2 separate regions of the Homo sapiens genome follow, and region 2 is linked to region 1. A link is a loop called in an ENCODE intact Hi-C map of the cell type or tissue named here. Cell type or tissue: IMR-90. All regions are shown on one strand.

Region 1 (8,000 bases):
GATAACCTCAGAAAATCAAAACCAACGTTACAAACATTTTTATGAAAAAGCACATACAAGTTGCCTTTGAAGTAGGCACTTTGAAGTAGGTATGGTTGTATGTGTTCTTTCATCAAAAAGTTTGTACCTCCTGCAGTTATTAGTTCAGCAAATGATTATCAAGAACCAACATGTACCGTGCACAATTATGGGTGCTGGGTTCAGTGACTTCCAAAAGAAAATAAAACTAATCATAAGAAACCAACCTGGCATGTACAGTCACATTGAACAAGTGAGCATTAATCAAATAACCTTGCCAATAAGTGCCATATCACCTCTGTAAAACATAGAAAAGTGTATGGCACTAGGAGAATAAATAATAGGAAGATCACACCTAGTGTGATAGAAAAATAATGAATTATCTGGAAAAAAGTTATATTTGAACTAAAATATGATTGATGAATAGGGTTTAAGGAAATATAAGCCTGGAGGAGGGGTGGAGGCAGAGAAGACTGCTTTAGACCAGAGTGGAAAGCCTGTGCGGAGGCCTTGAATGAGGAAGGAGGATGGTATGTTCCGGGATCCAGAGGACATTCAGTATATCTGGTGGGTATGAAGTAGAAAAGGGTGGGATAGGAGAAAAAGCTAGAACTTGGAAAGGTAACTGTGTAATTTATTGTTTAAACTGGATCACTTTTGAGAGTGAAAGGGAGGTACTATCAATGATTACACCAGAACAACAGGTGGCAACTGGGACTCTGAGTCAACCTAATTATAGGCTGTGTTACAGATAGGTCTTTATGCAGAGAATGATGGAATTGTTTGGAAGGATTTTAAACAGAGGTTTACATTTTGGCTGCTGCAGTGGGGAGAGTGGATTATAATGAGACAGGCCTGCATGTGGGAAGACTATCAATTAGCGTGCTTGTTTCCCAGAGACAGGCTGAAAGGCCGTTTCTGTTGCTGTGTTTTTTGTTGGTGAGCTTGTTACATACCTCTTTCTTGCATGTCGAAATTCTGGCCTAAAATCATACTAGCAGTTTCTCTTCCTTTCAATGACTGGAGTCTGAGGAAGTGCTTGCTTCTTCCAATGCCCGTATCTGAAGTACCTAGGGATAAGTTAGGACAAATAAAAAATGACTATGTTTTAATTACTATAGCATAATTTGTCTATTTGTTCTATCTATCTATCTATCTATCTATCTATCTATCTATCTATTTATCTATCTACATATATATGTGTATATATATTTACTTACTAAATATTTAACATACTGTACTAAAATTATTAAAAATCTTATTCAATGAGCTAAACTTCTTTTAGAGAGGTGTCAGCTACACTGCAAGTATACACTTCAAAAATACTTAGTGGGTTTGGTTTCTTAAAAAGAAATATCTTTTGTTTTAATTTTGATAGTAAAACATATTAATTAAAGAAATAAATGAATGTACGGAAATATTTTTTTAAACATAAACAACATAAAAATACCAAATGCCACATCTTTTAACCTGGCTGAAATTCATCTATATATAAAAGTTTGTATCCTGCTTTTCTTTTTAAACTTAATGTTATATCATAAGTAAGTTCACCAGATTTAGCAAACAAATAAAAGTACAAGTTACCCTTTTAACTGAATCCCATATGAACAACAAATTGTTTTTTGTGTAATTATATCTTAAATATTGCATGGGAGTTACTTTGACTTTTTAATTTGGAATTCAAATTTAACTGGACATCCTGCATTTCTTTCTAGCAATGGTACTTATAAACACTTTTCTTGGCCAAGTGCAGTGGCTCTTGCCATTAATCTCAGCACTTTGGGAGGCTGAGGCAGAAGGATTGCATGAGCCCAGGAGTTTCTGACAAGTCTGAGCAGCATAGAAGGACCACGTCTCTATAAAAAATTTAAATATTTGCTGGACATGCTGGTGCATGTCTGTAGTTCCAGCTACAAGCAGTTAGGGCAGTTAAGGATCACTTGAACCCAGAAGGTTGAGGCTGCAGTGAGCTGTGATCGTGCCACTACAATCCAGTCTGGGCAACACAGGGAGACCTGATCTCAAAAACAAAACAAAACAAAACATTTTTCTTGTTTGTTTAATGTACTCTTAATAAACTATTATAAATATTATAACATTTTGTTAGACATTTTAATGCAGGAAAATATATCTCATTATTTAAAGAGTATCTTTGGATAGATTTCCAGAAGTAAATGTCTTCCAGGTAATCTGACAGGTAAGATTAATTATATGTATATTTGCAACTTTATTTCATAGGCACTAGTTTCCTTTCCTTTTTATTTATTTACATAGTTAGAGGGCTGACTTTGTATTAGCATTGACTAGCCAAATTTTTTTTTTTTTAGCATAGGTAATTTAGACCATTCTTCAAGAATTTATTCTTACTGGATGGTAATCCAGTTCCTTCTAAAGTCTTGCTTGAAGTCATAGATATTTCAGTGAAGGAGATTTCAGGACATGGTAAATACACATTTATATGGATTCCCTTCATTCTATTCCTGTGCTCAGGTTTTTACCAAACAACCTGTGATATATTATCCCAGCCTCACTTTTTTCTTTGTTCTCTCCTTTATTATCTGTATTATGCCTTTATATTTTGTGTTCTGCCCTTATACAGAATCTACACAATAAATGCCTATTCAGTCACTGTCTTTCAGACTTCCAAATGTTGGCTTTCACAATTAGCAGCCGGGTGACATTAGTCATGCTACTTTTCTTCTCTGAGCTTTGGTATCTTTATCTATAATAATTATGTAAAGGATTTTTGTCATGATAAAATGAGAACATTTTGAGGACAACACTTAATGTGTCAGTGACATAGTATATGCTCAATGTATTCCTGAGAGCATGTATGCAGACATGAAGACTAAGTGACTTGGGTAGTGCTTTTCAAGTCAATTGCGTGCCTCTCTCAGGTATGCAAACCTTAATGGTAATCATCAACTGGGGTCCTCCTAAATGGATTTGGATTCTTTCTAAATATGATTCTTATCCAAGACTGGACAGCAGAAGGATGAATTGATGATGACTAGACTTAGACTCTGGAATAACAACTACAGTATTACATTTAGCGTTAGCACCATTATAGTTAAGGGAAGCCTTCTTAGATAAAATGTGTTTTGTGGTGGGTAAGTAAACACATTTGGGGGGTGGTGAAGTAAGGTATTTGTGTGGTGCAGTGGAGTTTGCAGTTGCTTATCCTCTTCAGGATGTTTCATGTTCTAGCACTGTGCCAATTGTAGTAAATGGGTCTTTTTACATAACAATGTCCTTATAACTAATAACGAATAAATCTTACTTTATCCATTACATATTCTTTTTCAAGAGTGCTGCATTTAAAAAACACTGTTACTTACATAGTATCTGAAAAGGGCCTCTCTGGTTTTGTTTTTGTTTTTTTGATTCTGTCAGTTTTCTCTCTTGTTCATGCTCTTGATGCACATTGAGGAGTGTCCCACCAAGACCATGGTGCTCACAAGACTTTCATGAGCCTCTGGCTTTTGGATAAAATAATAACTACAAGATTGTACCTGAGCAAAAAATAACTTCCTGATGAACAGTCAAATGTGTAAAACTACTAAATACTTCCCTAATTACAGTGGCAGCTCAGGATTTTAGTGTTTGATCACTTTACTGTTACAGAGGTCTCATTCTCATTGACACATACTTTTCTCCATTGTTATTAAATACATATTAAATTCTTCTCAGAGTTCAATGCTAAAGAATATTAATACAGATTTTTATGAAGAATTACATATATTACCCAAAATGTTTCCTACAGCCATAAAGCTCAGAGATAATGAAGCTTTGTAGTGCAGTAGTTCATTCAAGTCAGATGCCGGGAACATGTATTTGTCAGCTTTTTAAAATGCATTTTTGTTAATGTTGAAAGTATTTTGGATGTAAAATGTTTATCTTTTCAATTTATTTTTAATTATTTTTTCATCAGTTAGTTTTGATCAGTGCTCCAGGTATAAATTCTCAATAAGCGAGTGAAATAAACCAGGTATTCCTCAAATTTTTATAACCTCCATTGATGGTTCAGTGTCTCAGTGACACCAAATGCAATTCTACCTCTTGCACTAGAGCATTTTCCTGGGGTTCGTCATATGATTTACTTGCCTCTCTCCAGACTTCTGGTTAATCCACTGCTATTCTAAGGCTTTATCACTGGGTGGCACCCTGCCACCTTATTTGGATCTTTTCTCCCTCCTGTTCTCTTTTCTTTAATATAACTGCATTGTAGTCAATAGCTGAGGTCTAAACTCCGATACCCATGTTTGGAATGCTGGCTCTGAAATATATTAATTCTCTGACAATAGACAACCTAGATAGCATCTATTCAGCAAAATAAAGATAACAATAGTAACTAACTTATAAAAATCTTGTGAGAATTAAAACCTTTAATTTAAAATATTTAGAAGAATGTCTGGCAAATAAGAAACATCCGCTAAAATTTGTCTGTTATTTGTATTACCATACTCAGAATATTACAGTAGAGCCTGGTTACAGTTACAAACATAAGTAAGTCATAGAATTTGAGGAACAGACAAAAAACATACAAAAATGAACAAAGGCTAATAATTATTCTGATAATAGAAGTAAAAACAAGCACTGTGGAGAGCAATTAAGTAGGATATTCAAAGCTAACTTGTGGTATTCAAATATCAATTTCCAACCATTTATCAAAAGCCTTGTAAGAACAAATGCCTGGGTTTGTTCTTTATACATATTACATCGTATATGTCTCATAATAGCTATATAAAATAAAAAAATTTATGCCCATTTTCCAGATTTAAAAAAAACTGAGCCTATTATAATAGATGTTAATAATTTGCCCAAGGTTTCTCATCCTGTAACTGGAAGACCACAGATTTAAATTCAGGTTTGCAAGTGGACAACCACAGATTTAAATTCAGGTTTATTTTAAAGCACTTTCTACTGTGCTCTTCCTTCTCTGTCATCTGTCTATATTTTTTATCTCAGCTGTTACTGGTTAAAATTTTAATACCTACCTCTCCATATTGTTCCTATATTCTGGAAGGGATTGAGTTGCCTGTGACACCTAATAAGAAAATCATAAACATGCCTGCAGATTAAGCCTCCTCTCATTTCTGAGATGAACGCTGAGCCGACAGAGCTGCCAGTCTCTCATTTAACTTCTCACAATTCCTGCAACATTCCCCTCCTCTCTGACAGTTGTATCAGCATTTCTGCTGCTGCTTGTGCTGATAAAGCCCCCAGAACACACACACACCAACTAGAAATAACTTGGTGACACATTCACTAGGGGATTCCTTTGTAAAGAAAGTCCGGACTGGGAGGAAAGTGTCCTGCAGATTGCTCCACTACTTCACAGATGAACTGGATCGTTCAAATGTAGTTTTAGAGAAGTGGGGGCAAATTTTTTCACCTGAACTGTGTGGAGCAATCGAGTATTCCCAAGAATCTGTTACTAAAAGAAGTGAGTTTCAATGACAGTGAAAATATAAGGTAACAAAGTTGTATTTTTTTTCTTACACAAGATTTTGACCTGATAACATAAAATAAGAAAATCAGAAAGTATAAATGGTAGGATAAGTTGAAGAAGGAGTTCAACCTTCAAGAATTGTGTGCACTTGCTCATCATCTTTCAATATCTTTCCTAATGTAGAATGTTGCTCAAATATTCTCTTCACTATTTTTTCAGGATGTAGATAAAAACAGAAGTAGCTTTATGTATAAATGTGGTGACTCTACATGGTGTGATTGCAAATGTCCAAGAAGCCCTACCTTCGTGTTAGCAGTAACATTAAATACACATGTGCACACATGCATACACTCACATACACACACCACCCTCATGCCCCACACTCTGCAAAAGCAGATACCCCCAACACACACACACACACACACACACAATCTTTATACATCACATCCTCCAAACACACATACACATGAGTACATAGACAAACCATGCCCTCACACACTCCAAACAAACACTTGGCTATCTCTTCCACCAGATGAAAGGGCAAGGGATAGAGGATCTGAAAGGATATGAATGAAATTTGCTGAGAACTGAGATTCCACTGTAGGGGCTTTCGTACAAACTTGCTGTTTTTCACTTTGGTACAGTTAAATTCAAAGTTACTTGGAAATACATCGTATTTGAAATGGCTATTGGTTAGATATTCTTTAATGTGAATATGCTTCTGATCATTTCTTAAGAACAGGTTTTGATAGACAAACTGCACATTCTGAGGGCCTAAGGCTAAAGGGAAAATAAAAAGAGGGCAAAGAGAGAATGCTGAGGTGCCGCAGACAAACTCGGCTAACAGTGATTTGTCCTGAGGTCAGTGCTGAATGAAAACCTGCAGACACCACTGAGAGCTGTCCATAGGAAGGAACAAAAGGTTATAGAGAATACTGTAGTTAAAGAGTATATTTCTCTACTTACACCAATGTGATGCTTGAAAGGTCTCTGTGGTCTATATAAAAATGAAAGTTACTGGATACCATTAAATTAAATGAGACGTTCCTGACCTCAAGTCTGGCAATCGTAAATCCCAATTCTTTAATTCAATCCAAGGTTTAATACTTTTGATCTTTAATAATTGTAAATGTGTATTAGTTTGTCTTTTAATTTGTATGAGTACATAACTGTTTTAATATTTCGTAGACACAGTTGATGACAAAATGCCAAAATTTCGAGAAGTTGAAACCAAAAGACTGTGATTAATGTGGACAGATTGACCTGTTTCAATATTTAGTGTGGATCAGAAGGGTGCATTATCACAATGTCTTATGAGCAAATGACTCAAGCTGGACATGGATAAAAGATTTTAGTTAAGGAGATAATCATTAAGGAACATCTCCTACTACTTCCTTTCTCTGGTAACAAATGCTGCCCTCCAACCTGAGCCTTAGGCTGCCTTTCCCTCCAGTGTTTTGAATGTTGGCATCTAAGGAACAGTGGAATGGGAAATATTTCTTTGAAGATCCATTAGCTTTAAACTTACCTCCATTTGTCCGGCTGATAAAGCCAAAATCAATGAAATTGGAGAGCATTCCTTAAAGGGCTGTTTGTTTACTCATACTTCTGGCTGTGGAGATGACTTACAGGACAGATGGAGACCAAGTTAGGTTAGAAGTGCTTAATATTGGGTTGTACTGTCTGCATTCAATATGAACTTGTGTAAGGTAGTTGTGAGGTTGTGTTCAAGGTTTTTCACTATAGCATAAGGAAAGGAAAAAAACCTAATATAACAAACCTCAGATCTTACCTATAAAATTATGTTATTTGCAAGGTAAGAATATTGTTATCTAATATTCACTTTAAAAATGTTTAGTGGAAGATCAGTAAAGGGATACATGATGATGAGCAACTGTACATTAAATTTGGTCAATGTGGAAAGTTCTTTTGGAATTTCAGATAAAATTGCCTTTATTTTTGTTATAGTGAAAATACCTTCTTTCCACACTCTGATTTTCTGAATAATTCATATTACTTATTTAACTTTGTTTACAGTGTATATGATGGCAACTCAAAATTAAAATATAAAGAAGGACTCTCTAGAATTTAAAGTGATATCCACCTTAGTAGATAGTAGAATAGTTCTTAAACTATGTAATTGATTGATTGCCTGACTGATTCATTCATTCATTCAATTTTTTTCAGTGAGGAAGTATTTATTGAGGACTTACTCTATGTCAGGTTCTGTTCTTGGATAAGAAGACAGTGCTAAAACAAGGCGAATAAAAACTTTCTCCTCAGTTAATCTCCTTTTACAGCAAGGAAGACAAACAAACTTATAGCTCCCAATTTCCCATTAAAATACATGGACTCGAAGAAGAAGAAAAATAAAAACTCACCACATAACACACTGGGGTTACAGGGCAATCAGTTTCAGAAGAAATTTTATTAACTATAATTTCAAAAGAAAAGGTGAAAGAGATTGCTAATTTCCATGCTTTGCCTCAAGAAATAGCAAGGTTAATTTCCTGTAAGAAGACATGTCCTT
Region 2 (8,000 bases), 430 kb after region 1:
ATTCAAGAATGATCCCTATAGTCAACTTCCTGAGGGATTTCTGCTTGCTATTTTCTGTTTCAATTGTGTGCATTTCATATTTACTATTAAAGATTTTAAATAATGACACATTGTTTAAGCGGTTGTAAGTCTGATTGTTATAAAGCTCTCTGGAGAATTCTGTAAGCTTTCACATCTGATGGAGAACTTCAATGAGAACATCTTTAATGTGGAATTCTTGGACAAGAAACTACAGATTATCCATGGTTCAGAAGATATGATGAATTAGTAACTATTTTTCCGTACATAAAAAGTCAATCTTCCTAACCAGTTTGTTGTTTTAGCTAAATGAATCGGTCAAATATTTTAGTTATATTAGCAATATTTTGTCTCTAAAATATCTTGACATAAAACTATTACTATGCATATATTATTAACCATGATCTTGTATAGCTCTATTTCAAGCGTATTACTAACCATAACGAAAATAACTTTTAATACTGAAATACATCATCGAACTTCTAAGACTTTTTCTATTTAAAATTCCTAAGATTTGTAAAATTCTATCAACGTAGTTACTTAAAGCAAAACAAGTTGCGTTATAGTTTCTTAAAACAACATTTTTTATATTGTACTTTTTAAAAACAACATTTCCCAGCTACCACTTTTGGCAAGAAATTGAGAGTTTAAACCTGTTGAAAGGAATATAAGATGAGTGTATGTGTCTCACAGTCATAATTAAAATGTGTTTATGAACATGTATATACTATTGCACATAAATTATGTACTCTCATTCATTCTTTAAAATCCACTATTTCTCATTATCTCAGATTGTGCTAAATTTCAGGTTAAGCTAATGAGGTATTTTCTTCTGAATTTTGAATTTCTTTCATGAGAAGTTACTAAGAAATCATAAGTAAGTTCAAATTCTTTACCAGTTCTCGATTTGAACACTAGTATTCTCAGAAACCTAGGAACAGGAAAGAAACACCCTCCCTTTATCACAGTAGGCTAGGATGTGCTGCAATAGCCAGCACAAAAATCAAAGTGGTTAAACACAATGAAAATTTAATTCTCCCATTACAGGTCCACACAGGTCAGCAGGACTCACCCTCTGGCTGACGGAGGCTCCATCATGTTCCAAATACACTATTTGCTACCCATGCTCTCCTTGGTCACTGCTATAGAGAAGCAGAGCCCCTGGAAAATAGCCCTAAGAAATTTAACTGCCTCAGGCAAAGATTGACATGTGTCACTGCTGCTCATATTTCATTGACATGGGCATGGCATACTTAAATGAAAGGGTGCCAGGAAATGTGTGTGTGGAGGATTAAAATAGTTGGCAAGCACCAGTGACCCTGCTACATGGATATCTGCTATCACTGACACCCTGACTGTCACAATATGCAAAGAAAAACTCAAGTGCCTATGGGAAAGATCACATATTATAAAATCATAACTGAAAACTTGGGAACTAATAATTTTTCTACTGTAGAATATCCAACTCTTGTTTAACTTAACCTGTATTTTTTTAAAATAACAATTTTATTTCTAAAAAATACACACCGATTTATTGTTTTCATTTTTAGTGTGAGTGGCTACTGCTTGATAAAGTTTGCTCCTCGTGCATTCTTTTCTCTTTTTTTCTCCAGGGTGATATTGTGGATTGAACAGAGCACAGGGCTGAATCTGAAATACAGACAGGTTGCAATTAAAATAAAATTTACATAGATACATGTGGAAGGTCATATAGAGAGCAAGACCAACTAGATATAAACGATGGGCAAAGGGGACAGAGAAGCACATAAAAGGTAGGTTTTGGTCTCATGTATGTTAGTTTCGTGTGGGTGTTGTAAAAAAAGACGACAAACTTGGTGGTTGAAGACAAAAGCAATTTATTCTCTCACATGTTCTGAAAGCCAGAAGTCCAAAGTCAGCATTACTGGGCCAAAATCAAGGTGTTACAGGACCATGCTTCCTCTGGAGGCTCTAGGGAAGTCTCCTTCCTTTTCTCTTCCAGCCTCTAGTGGCTGCCAACATTCCTGGATGTATGCCCATATCACTTCTCTATACTCCATGTATACATTGTCTTCTCTTCTGCGTATACGTCAAATTTCTTTCTGCCTTGCGCTTATAAGGATACTTGTGGTGACATTTAGGGACCAACCACATAATCAAGGATAACCCCCTCATCTCAAAATTCTTATTTTAATCGCATCTGAAATGACACATGTTTTCCCCCAAGTTAAGTAACATTTACAGGTTCCAAGGATTAGGACCTGATACCTTTGGGGACCATTATTCAGCTTACTATGCCATGTGAAATCTTTCTTTTATTTCTGTGCCAAGCCTAAAGAAATGTGTTCAAACAGAGGGGTATCCAATGAGAGAATGTCTTTAGATAAAATAGTCTAGGAAGGATGCCAGCAGAGCTGGCTTTAAGCCCAGGGAAACTCTACAGCTTTCTTTGCAGTATCATTTAAAAGGCATTGGAAGACTTATCTGACTAAAAGTATCAGCTTTTTCCCAAGCTTGTTACTTTGTAGTCATTCTAGGTAGACAGGGGGTCAAAGAAGGATACCAGTGAATGGAAATTAGTCAGGAAAGTAATGGATATAGAAGGTGAAGACAGTATTTCCTAAATTCACTATTTTACTCATGGGTGGTTAGATTTCACCTGGGCTCCGGACAAAAGAAGATAGTGGTGTGTATGTCATGGTAGAATGAAAACATCAAGGGTCTTCAGTAAAAATGTTTAAAAGAGCACATTTATTATTATTAAAGATTAAATATGCAGTTCTTCCATGAAACCTAAAAAAGAGATTTTTGTTTATATTAATAAGAGGCTGGTCATGCCTGACCTTCTCCAGTTTGTTGATGTGCCGTGCCCTATCCTGAGCAATCTCTTACAGTCCTTTTGCAGAAATTATCATCTACATGCACCAAGTTTTGATTCTTCACCTCCGGCCACATCACTTCTGAAGATTTAGACACCATCTATCTATCAGTTGTCTATTGGTCACACCAACTAGCATGTATTCCAAAGACACTTCAAGGGGCTTCCTTGACAAGTTCATCTTCAGCTCCAATTCCACCACTTCAACAATAACACTTACTCTTTCACCTCTCAATTCGGGCTTTACTGAGTATCAGACCTTGATTCACTTTTCTAACTCACCACTTTTCTGTGTTGGGCAAGCAAAGTCAGCCATTTGGGTAAAAAGTACATTAATAGATACAACTGGGCTGTAGAGGAGGAAAATACCCTCTGTGACTCTGTGACTCCTAGTTCCAGTAACAGCATACACCTCCATCTCTGAGCACTTCCCAGTGTCAGAAGACACTAGGCTATTTAATGACACTAAACATAGTAAAATCTGTGTCTAAGGAAACTAATTCAAATTATGCCTAAGGTAATCATATAATGGATGAGGTACCCATTAAAGTCTTTGGCTCATTTTTAAAGTGTGTTCTTTGGTAACTTGGTTTTTAAGACTTCCTTTTGTACTTTGGATAACGGTCTTTCATGAGACACGTCTTTTGCAAATCTTTTTTTCCAGTATGTTTCTTCTCTTTTTATTCTCTTGGACATATCTTCAACAGAGAAGAAAATTTAAGTTATAATGACATCCATCTCAGTTATTAATTTCATTGATCGTGCCATGGATGTTGTATCTAAAAAGTCATCACCAAACTCTAAATTATCTCGATTTTCTTCTCTGCTATCCTCTAGGAGTTTTACAGTTTGGGATTTTATATTTAGTTCTATGATCCATTGTGAGTCAATTTTTGTGAAGGGTTTAAGGTATGTGTCTTGATTCACTTTTTTTTTAGTGTGGTTGTCCAGTTGTTCTAGCATTATTTATTGTAAACACTACCTTCTCCCCATTGTATTGCCTTTGCTCATTTGTCAAAGACCAGTAGAGAAAGTATGTATTTATGTGGGTCTATTTCTGGGCTCACTATTCTAGATACATAGATGACAAATTCGCATACAAAAAGATGCTCCTCATCATATGATCATCAGAGAAATGCAAATTAAAACTACAGTGTGATACTATCACACACCTAGTAGAATGGCCCAAATCAAAAACATTGACATCATCAAATCCTGGCAAGGATGTGGAGCAACAAGTATTCTCATTCATTGCTGGTGGGAATGCAAAATGGTACACCCACTTTGGAAGACAGTTTGGCAGATTCTTACAAAATTAAACATTTTCTTACTATATAATTCACTAATCACATTCGTTGCTATTTATCCAAAGGAGTTGAAGACTAGTGTACACACACACACACACACACCCCTGCACAGGAATGCTTATAACTTTATTAATAATTGCCAAAACTTGAAAGTATCCAACATGTTCTTTAGTAGATGAATGGATTAAAAAATGGTGCTACACATAGACAATGGAATATTACTTAGTGCTAAAAAGAAATGAGCTATCAAGCCACAAAAACACATGGAAGAAACTTAAGTGCATGTTACTAAGTAAAAGAAGCTAATCTGAAAATGTTACATATTATATAATTCCAAGTATATGACATTCTGGAAAAGACAAAACTATGGAGTAAAAACATCAATGGTTGCCAGAAGTTGGGGGAAGAGGAAATGAGTAAGCAGATCACAGTAGATTTTTAAGGCAGTGAAACTACCCTGTATGACACTATAATGGTGGGTACATGTCATTATACCTTTATCCAAACCCACAGAATGTACAAGGCCAAGAGTGAATCATAAGGTAAACTATGCTTTCTGGGTGATAATGATGTATCAGTGTATGATTCATCCGTTGAAACACATGTATTGCTTGGAGGGGGAGGTTGACAATCAAGGAGGCTACACATGTGTGAGGGTAAGGGATATACGAAAATTCTCTGTACCTTGACTCCAAGTACAGGGGAAGGTTATGTCTGCCTTATGGCTTACATTCTGCTCCAGATGTTGTGAATTGCTTTTGCCACCAAAGAATTTCTGATAATAAAAACAAATTCTGAACTCTTTTAAGAAGAGATCTCATGATATTTCTTTATTTCAGGATGTTCTGTCCTAAATCAACATTTTTTCTCTATGCTCGTGATATGTACTGACCAACTAGAAAACATACCTTTATATTATCTCTGCCCCTTGCCACTTTGAGCTCTTAGAGGGTTCCGGTCTCATACACATACAACACACATTGCACCAATTTAACGAATCATTTTATTGTTTGATTCTTTGGGTTCAAGGAGCAAGAATCCAACCCTAAACACTTAGGCAAATTGGAAATTTGAAAGGATAAACCTGGAGCATCATAAATATCCACGGTTTCTCCTGGACCTTGTTTCTCGGGAGAAACATTTTTCCAGTACTCACTTTGTTTCTTATTCTTGCTTCTTTCTTACTCCAAATCATCTTCTATTCTATGAGAAGAAACAAAGACTTCTTATGTCACACTGACTTAGAAGTTCAAATCACTGGGAAGGAAATGCTTTGCTCTTATTGGTGCCAGTTTGAGAAATCCTAGGAAAGACTTCAAATGTGGCACTTTGGGTCACTTGCCCACCCTTAGATCTATCAACAGTGGCTACAGGGCAGAGTCAGGTGGGAAAAACACTGTTACTGGTGCCCACCATTTCTACAGACTCATTCCCAGAGGATGAGGGATTTTCATAGAAAGTTATAAAAACATCTCATAAATAGGAGATCACTTCAGACCCCTCCCTGTCACTCCTGCTTTGCACAACAGCAACCCTCCACAATTTCCAGTACACTCTTTTCTCTCTCTGCATGGACTGATCACTCTCCATCAGGACCCTTTAACGTGAAAAAGTTTGACTTATGTCCTTATTTCTGAGCTTAATTATTTTGTTCTTCCAGAAGTCTTCCCTGCTATGTATGGCCGGAAGCCTTCCTTGCTATGAATGCTCTATGCTTCCTAAGGTGTCCTATGACACCTCTACTACCAACAAAATATTACTTTTGACTGTCTCCCTAACTTGGCTAGACACTGTTTCAGGGAAGCAACTATGGTTGGTTGCCAGTGAATACAATGCCAACGTCTACTAGGTGCTTAACAAAATATTGATTAACTTTCTAAGTAACGTTTGCTTTTTGGCTTATGTACACGCACACACACACACACACACACATACACACAGCCTCGAGTTTTCTTTTTTTCTTTTTTTTCTCCTGCTGCCAGAACTATCTGTGATATCTTTTGGCATTCTCATCATCACTGTCAAAAAATATTTATTAATAGCCAAATTGACATAAGCCAATAGTGAATTTGATACAAACCTTGGCATACAGGGAAAAAAACTCTATGAGGTAAAGTGCTTAAGGGCACTGGCTCTCCAGTAAAACTGCTTGATTTCCTGTCTCTCTTCAATTACTTATAGTGTGAGCTTAGGTGAATTACTTAAGTCTTTTTTGCTCTATTGTTCTCATTTCCAAAACAAGGATAGTAATAAATCCTGCTAATAGGTTCTATTTGTGAGAGCAAATAAAGAAAATACAAGCAAAATTCTATGAGCAGCAGTCAACCCAATAATGATGAATAATCAGAAAGTCTCTCATCATACATTGGGTATATTTGATGACCTATATCAATATGGAAAAGGTGTGTGGGATGTCTCAAATTGCACATAACAGCAATTCTGCTGCTAGTACTATTACTGTGCACCTATGGAAGAAGTAAATAATGACACAAGTTAATCTGAATTCCACAACTGAAGCATTTCTATTTTATAAATCCTAACATTATATGCTTATTTAAGGAGTAAAATTGTCCTATTTAGTTAGTATATAAATAATGCACAGTGCACTTGAAGACTTCAGGACCACACAGACGTCTTTTGGTACTCAGAAAATGACAATTAACAGCACCAGTTATTACTCCATCACCAGTCTTGCACCATTGATACTGACACTAGTTAGTACAAGAGACCAATATTCACTTGCATCTGAGAAAAATAAAAAGAGCTGCGAAGAGTTGTAGAGTCATAATAGGAGACTTTAGTAGATATAACTTAAAGAAGGATCTTAAAGAACAGCAGGATAACCTCAGCAGAGATTATGAGTTCTGGTTAACACGCCAGGGGGTGTGCCACCAGCAACTGTAAAGCCATGGAAAAACGATAGGAGATATGTCATATATTAGAACACATATGTCATGTATCGGAACAAGAAGGGCAGTGTCTTAGGTTCTCCACCCTGGAATAAGCAGAATGCAGGGGGACACCTGTCTGAACATTGAGACAAAGCTAGGTTTGTAAGAAAATCAGAAATCAAGATCAGCTAAGAGCATCAAACAAATAAGGTGGAGTGAAGATAGAGTGGTCCTAGAGAAATTGTTCTTTGAAGGTCTTTGGACCCTGGCATGACTCAAGACTACCTGAACTTATACAACTTTCAGGGAGAAGGAGAAGCATGGGTCAGAGAGTTAACCTTTCTCTTAAAGGAACTATGTTCTTGGGGTATAAAAATTTAAGCCAGAATTTCCAGGGGAGAAGACAAACTAAAGCAGTCAGGCAGTGTTTTGTGGAAGCTATAAAATGAGCTCCAAGTCTGTGATGGGATGCCTGGGAGAATGATAATGCCACCAACAGTAGGAAAGGTAAACACAGAAGACAGCTGTTTCACTCGATTGTGGAAAAAGCAGAGTGCATGTCCTGGGTGAATGCATTTGTTCCTGTGATTTATAGTTTCACTCTTTCCTTGTTTTCTGCCTCTAGTTTGCAAACTTTCAGAGACCACTGGTCCTTCCTAAAATTCTCCTTGTGAGACACAGCAAAACTGCCTTGTTGTGATGGTCCATAATTGTGCTTGGTTCATGAAAATAAGTTAATACAACCAAATAAGTAAGCCTGCATATTTGATTTGTCTATCTCAATAAAGAAATTGAGCTTAAAATGTACTAACTATACCAGTGGAAAAGATGGAAATTATTAAAAAATTTTTATCAAGATTAATTTCTAGAAATATTCTTTAGTATTAAAAGTCATTTTATTTTCCTCCTCCCCAAACACTTTCTTTT

Evidence for each region. A loop is a pair of places that touch in the nucleus more often than their neighbours do. Peaks named below come from ENCODE experiments on the same cell type or tissue, not always from the same donor. Only the 100,000 strongest peaks of a DNase experiment are listed, where the experiment ranks them.
Region 2: a loop joins it to region 1, with 2.3 times the contacts of the local background. A loop is called at or near these places in 2 of 110 quality-filtered maps.

What each region holds. Positions count from the first base shown.
Region 1 is chr1:187,261,026-187,269,025 of GRCh38, forward strand. The region is part of intron 1 of LINC01036 (long intergenic non-protein coding RNA 1036); the gene reads left to right. Among named protein-coding and RNA genes, the nearest start is that of LINC01036, 170 kb to the left of the region's middle. In IMR-90, a CTCF peak has its summit at 4,173 (motif pointing right); a DNase peak (open chromatin) is centred at 4,126.
Region 2 is chr1:187,686,934-187,694,933 of GRCh38, forward strand. No RefSeq gene overlaps it. Among named protein-coding and RNA genes, the nearest start is that of LINC01037, 250 kb to the left of the region's middle. In IMR-90, no CTCF peak of the experiment used is centred here; DNase peaks (open chromatin) are centred at 2,418 and 4,698.